Linked DNA regions of Homo sapiens: region 2 is linked to region 1. Evidence: chromatin loops called from intact Hi-C (ENCODE). Cell type or tissue: CD14-positive monocyte. All regions are shown on one strand. Links, peaks and the distances in the headings refer to the core of each region. The heading gives the core; the rest is flanking DNA. Region 1 holds the start of LOC105371019 (a long non-coding RNA gene). Region 2 overlaps MEF2A (myocyte enhancer factor 2A).

Region 1 (5,385 bases), core at 98-5,097:
GGTCACTTTGAGAAACTGCACACGATGTGCCTGATGCACGGTAGGTGCTCAGTACGTGGGCAGTTCCTTCCCCGTCCCCTACTCCCTCTGAATGTGGCTGACCACTGTGGACCATTTCCTCCACTCACCCCACAAAGAACTAAAGAGATGAAGTCAGCCTTTGTTCAAACAGGAATGAATTCTGCCGCTGGCAAGGCAGTTGGAACACTCTCCTTTATAATGCCGATTCTCCAACATTTTAAACCTATGTCCCATTTTGATCAATGTAAACATTGTGTGCCCTTCTTCAATATTATTTGAAATTTCAAATAAAAATAAATATTGTGATTCAAAGCAAAGGAAATGAATCATATAATTTAATACACTTTATGCAACTGTCCTCACCCTGCAAGATCCTGATATGACCATCCAGCAAGGACAGCCTGGCTGCTCTCAGTTGAGTCCTTATAGATCAAGCCATTGCCGGAACATGACGAAAACACGTGGACAGCAAAACGGAACGCTATAGCATTTGAACAGCACTCTGATCGCCCTGTCCCTGGTAAAGATTTTGCCTCTCCTACCCCACAGATAGGGGCATAGACAAAGCTGGGCCAATCATAGTACCTCACCTACCCCTGGATGCAGTGATGGGCCCAGGAGGTGGGCACATGACCAAATCTGGGCCAATCATAGTACCACACCTGCCTCTGATGCAGTGATTGGCTCAGGGGATGGGCACACGACCAAATCTGGGCCAATTCTAGTACCACACCTGCCCCTCATGTAGTAATTGGCTCAGAGGGTGGGCACATGACCAGATCTGGGCCAATCCTAGTACCACACCTGCCCCTGGTGCAGTCATTGGCCCAGGGGTGGGCACGTGGCCTAACCCTACAAGGACTTTTCCTATGGTAGGGGTGGAGGAATGTGGTCTCTCATCTCTGGTCTGGAAACTGGAAAGGGGAGCGGGAGATCCTAAAGCCCAGGCATGCTGTCTCCTGCCTCATGGAGGAGTGGTTTGAGACAGTGAAGCCCACTCAGAAAGAAAGGCCGAGATGAGAGGTAGAGAGCAGCCAAAGACGCCCCACTTACCCCATGGCAGGTACCCAACTCCCCACCCCACAGTTTGGCTTCAGGAGGTATCATTCTCTTATTTTAGCTAAATATTGTCCAGTTAAGGTTCTCTCCCACATCTCCAATCAAGAGTGGCCTAACTAAAACAAGGGGCGTGGGAGAGAGGATTCCACAATATCCCTGGACACGGAGGCACGGTCTCTCATTGCCACTTAGTTCGCACAGACCTTTCGCTGCACAGACGTGGCTTTCTTCCTCTGTCTGCATCTGCCGGTTCCTCTCAGTTTTTCTGCACCTCCCCAGATTATCTTCTTCTTCACCGCGTCCTTTTGTCCACCTAGGCCTCTGACTCTTACCTTCTTTTGGCTGTTGGTTCACACTTCCTGTAATATTTTTTCCCCTGGGAAATCAAGGTGCCCACATGCCCCTGCTCTTGGGGTTCTGCGCATGCTCCCTGGCTCTATGCTCTTGAGATGCTGGCCTGGCTGGACCTGGCTGGTCTGCCCCATCCACACACTCTAGCCAGATGCGCCTGGGGGTGGGAGGGTGGTGGGACTAAAGCCACAGCAGACTTGAGAAATACACACAGGAAGCAGCCCATTTCCTCAGAAGTTGCCCAAACTTCTGCGATACAATTTTAGCATCTGGCCAACCAAGCAAGTTGGGCCTGATACATTTATAAAATTGTTTGTTAAAGAAATCATATTCCAGAGTCCCATCTGTGATCTTTTATTTTCTGTTTGGTGTTGCACATGTTTGGGAAAAGAAGTCAATAAAAACCATCACAATTTAATTTTAATTCCCACAAATACAAGAGACCGCAGCAAGTGACATGATAGAAATCCAGAAGGTTCAGATGACAAATGCAAACTCATGTGAATGGCTGTAATGTCAACTCTGTGGTCCGCGAGCCAAGGTTTCTAGTCCCATCTAGTTACATCAGGTCAGCAAAGTTCCTCAATTTCTCTTAGCGTCTCTTTCCTCATCTGTAAAATAGAGGATACTAAGACTTTCTCTGTGAATTCAAGATGAAGTAAGTCACTAATACCACTGCTGCTCTGGCCCTAGAGTAGCCTACACCTTGTATATTTGCATAAGGAGTAGATTAGGGATGCAGTACCACAGCTGTATGTCAATTTCCAAATCTAAGTGGAGGCCAGGCACGGTGGCTCACACCTGTAATCCTAGCACTCTAGGAGGCTGAGGTGGACAGATCACTTGAGGTCAGGAGTCCAAGCCTGGCCAACATGGTGAAACCCCGAAATTCCATCCCTACTAAAAATACAAAAATTAGCCGGCTGTGGTGGTGCGCACCTGTAGTCCCATCTACTGTGGAGGTGAGGCAGGAGAATCACTTGAACCCAGGAGGCGGAGGCAGTGAGCTGAGATTGCACACTGTAATTTAGCCTGGGTGACAGAGCGAGACTCCATCTCAAAAAAAAAAAAAAAAAAAAACCACCAAAAAAAAAAAAAAAGACAAATCTAAGTGGAGCCTGTTGGGTTCAATAATGCCATAATTTGTGTTAAAATCTCAGTTAACCACATTGTGTGACATTACATAACACTGTTTAAAGTTTCAGGGAACAGTAACTCTGCTGTGATAATTCTGCCTGCAAACAAGCACCACAGTGGATTTGGAGAACTTACTAAAGCCACTGGCCATCCAAGAAGACTACAAACTTCCCATTTGTGGGGGCACTTAAAAATTACAAATTCAGTTTGGCTTTTCATTGCATTTTGCGCTATTACTTTGCATTTTAATGAGAATGGGTTTTTAAAGATTTTCAGTTATCTCAGTAGCTGGAAATTTAAACCAATCAATTTTCTACTTTAAAATTCTACTGTGATGTCTGTACACAATAAGGCTACATTTTTCACTATGGAGGAAGGGAAGGAAACCCTCATTTTACCCTTTTTTAACTTTTCTGTAAGTTTTTGCTTTAGAAATGTAAAAGGCTATTTCACACCCCAAGGCTGAGTGAGGGTTAGTGAATATACTCTTTTTGATAAAATACAGTTTTGTGGTGAAACGAACGAATAGTTTAGAAGCAGAAAAATAAGATCTTACGAAGAAAATACTAGACTTCTAATACCTCTTCTCTAAGGTCCATTCAGATTGCTGACTTTTTATAAGATGTCCAATTCTAACCCACCTAGGTACACCCAGACTTTATAAATATACACACACCTAACGCACGTCTAAAAGGAGTAAATGTGTGCTGGGGAAATATTGGAACAATGACGTTCCTGAGAGAAGCTTGTTTTTTCAAGTTATTAAAGGAAGGTGGCAAGCATTCATGAGGATATAAAAACTTAACGTCGTCTGAAGGAAACTCTTGAATATGGTTAACATCGCTGCCAAAAATCTCAGCTATGTTATGTCAGAATGTTCAATTGCAAGCTACACTTTAATGAATGGAAAGATAGGGTAACAGCAGGAAGTTTCTGCAGCAACTCACAGCAATCTTGAAAACCAAGTTCCCAGAGTTGGCTGGGCTCACTGGTTCAGGGGCTACGCTGTCTAGTTGCCTGATCTGCCAGTTAGCAATCAGGCGTACCAGGGGCCAACAAGGGAGCAGTGGGAGAGCAGGAGAGCAGGAGCTATCTGCCCTCTCCTCATTGTCCTAGCCAACACTTACATGGACAAGCAGCTCACTTTGCTCTTTCTGAAAAAGTAGATGGTCCGAGAAATACACCACTGGACTGGGAAGACAAGAAATCAATGCCACCCTGCATTAAGTACGTGACTCCCCTTCTTTTCTATGCAGCTTGCTTGCAGTGTGATGCTGCTATTTTTATCGGCTCTCTTCAACCCAGCTGTTGCTTCATGTTGACATGGCGAATGGTGTGAAACTCCCAGCAGAGGAGCGTGAATCCCAGAGGGACCCATCTTCTGTCATTTCTAGAACAGATAAAATGTCATGAGACTCAGTGGGGGATGGCGCAAGAACATTTGGCCAACGGAGCCAGTGAGAACATATCCCACATTAAAGTGACACAGAGCTAGGGGCCAAAGTTTGTCCTCAAACCCAACCGAAAGCACAGACGTCCAGTGGCCAGTAAGGATCACGAATCTTTGTGGAAAAATTGGGAGCAGGAGTCTTTGCATTTTCAGGGCAGGCCATGGTTGTTCCAGGTGTTTGACACCGTGGAGTCAAGAGGTTGGGACAACTGCCTGGAGTCCAGCCTGGAGGTGGCCCCAGAGAACCCACTTCCTTTTCCTGAGTTAGAATGTGACTTGTAATTTTAAGCCCACTCTTTGTATTTCCTCTGCGAAAATAACAGCATTTTGGCAAGACTGTGTGTAGTGGGGAAAAAGTGCCACATAAAACTTACACAATTTAAAAATACAGCTCTAATTGCAGGTTTGTTGTCCCATGGTTTGGCAAATTAGGGGGGCAAATTGGAGAGGCCCTTGGAACTTGCTCCAGGCATGAAAAGATTGTTCAGTTACACATCTGACTGTGTAGCTGGTGAACTCTTTCAAAAACTTATGAAAATAGGATTTTAGGGGCTTCCTTCTAGAAGAGCAGCTATTTTCTATGGGGGGATTATTTTGTGACTGAGTGCTCAATTTAGAATTTAAGCATCAAGGGCTTGGACTTCTCTGTACTTTTCTTTCTCCAGCTTTATTATGAGAATAAAATGATTTCTCTTCCTACTCCAAAATTTTCAGATTCTCTCAGGTCTAGATGAAATTCAGTGAAAAATCAATACCTTTTAGTATCTAAGTGAAAATACTAAATGCCAGCAAATTTTTCATTTTTAAATGATTCATTTTAAAATCTCTTAGGATTTACAATCTACAGAACTCTCAAGGACAAGAGTTAGAGCTTCTATATTTCAATGCAAACTCTGATTCACTTTAAAGATTAATAGTTTTAAGGTTTAAAAACGTCTAAGGGGAGGCTAAGGGGAGAAGGATACTGTGGATGGACACACAGTCTGTTTGACCTTCCTAGTGGGCCTTTGTGTACCGCAAGGCTGGTTAGCTAGCATCAGCTTTTTCCAGGATCCCTTGCAGCTCAGCTTTTGATATGATTCTGTTTGGGCTTTTGCACAAAGTTTGGGAGGCAGAAGTAAGGCACAGACTATGCTTTTGTTGTTTCTGTGACAAATCCCACCGAGGCCGTGTTGGATCCTGCTGCAGTATTAGCCAGTGCTGTTTCCATCTTTTTCCCCAGAGGCAAGGCACGGCACGCTCATGTTTTTGCTGGTATGGGTCAAAGTCACTGCTTGGCTTGACGGCCAATATTTCCACAATAGTTTTCTGATCCCCGGATTGCAATGAAGGGAAGGTGTCCTACAGGCGATGTATCCAGGGCAGCT
Region 2 (5,385 bases), core at 112-5,111, 100 kb after region 1:
AGTTAAATGTTGTTACCATATGACCCAGCAGTTCTGCTCCTAGCGATATATCTGGTAGAATTGAAAGTATATGTCTGCACAAAAACTTGTACACCGTTATTCATAGCAGCATTATTTATAATAGTCAAAGTGGAATCAACTCAGATGTCTATCACCTGATGAATGGGTAAATGAAATGTGGTGTATCCATACAGTACAATATTATTCAGCCAAAAAAGGATGAAGTACTGATTAATGTTATAACCCAGATGAACCTTGAAAACATCATGTTAAGTGAGAGAAGCCAGACACAGAAAGCTACAGATTGTATAATTGTATATTTCCAGAATAGGCAAATTCCATAGAGACAGAAAGTAGATGAGTATTTGCTGGGGACTAGGGAGAGGAAGGAGTGGGGAATGCCTGCTAATGAGTATCAAATTTCTTTTTGGGATGATAAAAATGTTCTATAATTAGATAGTGGTAATAGTTGCACTGCTTTGTGAATACGATTTTTAGAAAAACACCGGGCCGGGGGCAGTGGCTCACACCTGTAATCCTAGCACTTTGGGAGGCCGAGATGGGTGGATCATGAGGTCAGGAGATCGAGACTATCCTGGCTAACAGGGTGAAACCCTGTTTCTACTAAAAACTACAAAAAAATTAGCTGGGCGCGGTGGTGGGCGTCTGTAGACCCAGCTACTTGAGAGGCTGAGGCAGGAGAATGGCATGAACCCGGGAGGCGGAGCTTGCAGTAAGCCGAGATCACACCACTCACTCCAGTCTGGATGACAGAGTGAGACTCTGTCTCAAAAAAACAAACAAAACACTGAATTATTCACTTTTAAAAGGTGAGTTTTGCGGTATATGAATACCATTCACATACCATATTTAAACTCAATTTAAAAATCATATAGAATTGAAGACACCACCCTGAACAACACAGTGAGACCCCATTTCTTCAAAAAACTTTTTTTAAAAATTAGCAGAGTCAGGGCAAAGGAGAGGAGCTGAGATGAGAGGGTTCCTTGAGCCTAGGAGGTTGAACTATGATTGTGCTACTGCGTTCCAATCTGGGTAACTGAGTGGAAACCCTGTCTTTAAAAAATAAATAAAGGAAAACAGTGGTGTACTTCTAATAAACTGCTATCAAACCTGGATACTTTTGACAGTGAGGGGTCTTACTTAATAGTTACACCTGTCTCAGGTAAACCAGAATGTATGTTCTCCCTACTTTGGTGTGTTGAAACTATTTTTCCTTCAGAAATGTGAAGAATATAAAATTCTTCTCATATTCTTCTTTAGCAAGTGAAAAAAAAAAAAGGAAAAGACCAAGAAAGCCATGTAATTCAAGGAAACGGGAGAGAGAGATTTCTCTATGGAAATGAAGGCCATAAATGTGTGTATAAATTGCAGTGCGTAGATATAATGCAATCAGGACTTGATTCATTTGTATGATTTTGCTACTTCACTCTTGTACATAGCCAATCAGTGTTTGAATAAAGAGTGTAATATTGTAATATAATAAAACAGAGGCTGTGAACTAAAGACGTACATCATCGTAATCTGTGGAGCTTTTAAAAAGTACTCTTGCTTGGATATTAGTCTCAATTATGATTTGCTGGTTTTATTGTGGGGCTAGGGCAAGTTTGTGCATGCAGAGTATATGTTTTAGTTCCTCAGTTGAATCCGGTGTTCTTTTAAATTGAGAACCACTGCATTAGATCAGTGAGTTTTATTGATCCATTTATTGAACTATCTAGTTATTATTGTTTTATGCAACAATAGTAAACGGCAGTAGGAACTGAGAGAACCTCAATCTAAACAATACACACTTTAACAGTCCCCGCACCCACCCCTCCTAGGGCCATCCCTGTGGGTAATCTAGCAATTGTGATTCCTCTAAGTCTTTAATAATTGAGATTGAGAGGAGTCATTTATTTCTCTTTTTTTAAAGGTACCTTGAAGCAGGAGTAGTAGTGGGAAGTAAGAAGCTCAAGTTCCTTTGCAAATGCTTGCAACTACAGTATATCCCTGGAAGGCAGGGAAAGGTTATCAGCGTTGATAGCAGAGCAGGAGGGATTGGGAAATGGAGACCTTTGAGGAGGTCAGAACTCTTAAATTAGCTGATAAGTGCTCAAGGCATTTGTATTTTGACAGCCCATGGTAGCATCAGATAAATTGCCTTTTAACGGGGAACGTATTGACATGTAGTGGTCCTTCCACATGCTCTAGTTTCCCTTGTGCAGCCATACACAACTTAGTAGAAATTGTTTTAATATTCTACTACTGAAAAGTACCATAAACTCATGAAATTGGGGTTAGATGGCTCCTTGAAGGTTTTATCACATCAGTGGCATTTTTAACCACTATTTAAATAGTTCCGGTGGTGATAATGTACTGTTATGGAAAAAGACATGATATTAGGGCCAAAATTTCAACTCTGCCTCCTAGTGTGACTTTGGGTGAGTACTGATTGTTTTTACTCGCAGTTGCTTCATTTAGAAAGTGGAACAGATGCCATCTACCTCACAGGGTTATTGTTACTGTTACATGAGATAATATATATTAAGGTCTAACACAGCTACTGATAAATGTAGAAGATATTTAATAAATATTAAGTTACCTTCCCTTCTGCAGTTCAGTGAAGAATAACTTCTTTTTTTTTGGAGATGAGGTCTCACTATGTTGCTCAGGCTGGTCTTGAACTTCTGAGCTCAAGTGATCCCTCACCTCACCGTCCCAAAGTGCTGGGATCACAGGCGTGAGTCACCGCGCCAAGCCCAACAATAACTTATAACTCCAAAAAATTGGTTCTTAGAGAATGTCCAATAGCCTGGGATTGTGAAATCTCATACTTTGACTTTTGCTTTCATTTGTTAAGCAACTATGGTAGCAGCTGAGGTTATAGGAGTAAATACAACAGACTTGATCTTCTCCCTTGGTTACAGTTTGGTTGGGGGAAAAGAAATCAAACATTTAATTGTATAAGGAAGTAATTACAGTTGAGGTAAATGCCATAAGAGAGAAGTACAGTCTGTTAGGAAAGTGCATTAGAAATCCTAACATAGTTTGGATGTTAGGGAACATTTCCTTGAGGAAATAATGGTAATACTGAGACACAAAGGATGGGTAGGACTGTCAGTAAGGAGAAGGGCTTGGGATAAGAGCTACTGAGAGAGAGCAAGGTGGTAGTATGTATGAAAGCCCTGAAACAGAAAGGAGTTAGGAGCTTTCTAAGTACATAACAGCTTGTGTCAAGAAGCTTGCTGGGCAAGAGGAAGTGTGGCATGGAATGAGGAGTTCCATGAGTAGAGGAGTGACAGGATAAGGCAGAGCCTTACAGGCCATGTTAAAGGCTTGGGCTTTTAAGAACAGTGATAAGTGACATGATTATATTGGCACGTTAAAAGGTTGCTGTAATGAAAATGAGGAAATTGCACTGGAGGGAAATAAAAGTGCCTGCTGAGACCAGTTAGGGGGCTGTTGCAATGCTTAGGGTAAAGGTGAACAGTGGCTGGTACAGAAAAGGAACAGGCTTGGTGTGTTTGGTTTAAGAAAATGTTGGGTTTTGAGATACCTGTAGGGTATCTTAAGTTGAGTAGTTGAGAATGTGGTTGGATATAGCCAGTTAGGCTAGTGAGGTAGCTCTGGCTGAGGCCTTTGCAGTAGGCTGATAAGCTGAGTTTCTGGTATTTGTCTTTTATGCAGACTTAACAGCAACTTGAGTGCATGTGTTGTGAGTATTTTTATACTCATTATTTTACAGTTTTTAATATTAAGTAATGATTATCACTTAAGTAATGGGTATTGCATTATTTTACAGTTTTTAATATTAAGTAACGGTAATAATAATGGCCAACATTGAGCACATGTGCAGATTACTAGGCCAAATACTTCATATGTGTTATCTCTTAATCTTTACAAGTTTATGAGCTTTATTATTAGTCCAGTATTTTAAAGATTTGGCATCTGAAGCTTAGAGAAATTGAGTAACTTCTCAAGGCAACCCATGTAGTAAGAGGTGGAGCTGAGGTTTGAATGCAGGCGGGCATGCTGCAGACCCTGTCCTGTTAACCATGTTAACCACTACCGTATGCCACTTCTCTGTGAAATTTGAACCAACCAGACAAACCAAACAGAATGACTGAGGGACCATTTATTAGTGAACTTTTATGGAAGACCTGTGTATACTACACGTTGTACTATAGGTGATTTGATACAGTCTCTTATTTACATCAACATTCACATGGCCTGTGAAGTATGGTTTTTGCCTCATTTTAAAAATGAAGAAACTGTGGCTGAGCAAGTAAGTGACTTGGTCAAGATCACTAATAGCTATTTAGTGGAACTTGGATTCAAAATGGACTCTTCTGTGTTATACTACTTAAAAATAAAAACTGTGTTGACTTAAAAATAAGAAAATTTCGCTGGGGAACACAATTAGATTTAGTGGTTCCCATATATCAAGCCACAGTCAGACTAGTTCTTAAAAAAAAATTAGATCTCAATGTTTAAAATTATAGATTGAATTTAGAGAACAAACAGCTGAGAAAATTGAGATACTTAAAAATAAATAATAGGTATTTTACGTGTATACAAAGTAAAGACTTTATTAAAATTATTTTAGAAAAGATAAAATGAGAAAATATTTTCTAGGAAATGTGTATCCATTTTATAATATCTGCGAATAGGTTAGACAAAATTACAATATTGATGACTGGGTTTTTTTTGTCAATAGTTAATTGTTAGCATTTGTATAGGACTGCATCTTGATCTTGCTGTAATCACTCTGTCCTTTAAAATTTCTTCTGTTTCTTCCTTAGTTTTGAGAAGACAAATGGAAATTAAGTCAATGAGGTAACATATTATAATGCATCTTAAATATTGGCTTCTTTTAGCATCAGAGTTAAGACTCATCTTACCAGTACTTTCTACTGCCTACTAAAAATTAATAAGAGGCAATTAAGCATAGTATTAACAGTGTAGCTCCTTTGGGATCTGGTTTTTGGAATACTCTGTTTTCAGTAAGCCCTTTGCAGAGAGATTTAGTCTTAGGTATATACTAAAATAAATATATATATATATACACCCATCATGTGCCTTCCACTTTTTTACTGACAGTTGATGATGAGGGACATCTTTTGGGTACCGGATATCTGTAAAGTAATGTTATATTTGGTTTTCTTTCGGTCGATGGGTACACCATTGAGAGCTGTGGCCATGGGGCTTGTTATTACAGTAAGAAAAAGCCTATCTCCTGAGGCTAGCAGAACCTGTCTGAAACAGATAATTGGATTTTGATTGGTTGGCTGGATGTGAGAGCCTTTTTGAAGCAGTCTTATAAGGTGCTTTTGATTTTAGGAAGCCAAATCAACAAGTTACTCTTCCACTGTCTCCTGCCTT

What was found. Hi-C counts contacts between places; a loop is a spot of excess contacts. Peaks named below come from ENCODE experiments on the same cell type or tissue, not always from the same donor. Only the 100,000 strongest peaks of a DNase experiment are listed, where the experiment ranks them.
Region 2: a loop joins it to region 1, with 2.2 times the contacts of the local background. A loop is called at or near these places in 1 of 110 quality-filtered maps.

Annotation. Positions count from the first base shown.
Region 1 is chr15:99,508,298-99,513,682 of GRCh38, forward strand. It overlaps LOC105371019 (a long non-coding RNA gene), which reads right to left and starts at 1,586. Exons shown (of 3, transcript XR_001751710.2): 1 at 1,284-1,586. RefSeq lists a silencer at 635-854 and an enhancer at 1,305-1,604. In CD14-positive monocyte, for the core only: no CTCF peak of the experiment used is centred there; DNase peaks (open chromatin) are centred at 1,614, 1,974, 2,654 and 3,944; H3K4me3 peaks cover 4,275 bases; H3K27ac peaks cover 4,324 bases.
Region 2 is chr15:99,611,626-99,617,010 of GRCh38, forward strand. All of the region lies in intron 2 of MEF2A (myocyte enhancer factor 2A), which reads left to right. Among named protein-coding and RNA genes, the nearest start is that of MEF2A, 48 kb to the left of the region's middle. RefSeq lists an enhancer at 3,529-3,578. In CD14-positive monocyte, for the core only: no CTCF peak of the experiment used is centred there; DNase peaks (open chromatin) are centred at 2,806 and 3,416; H3K4me3 peaks cover 1,500 bases; H3K27ac peaks cover 3,417 bases.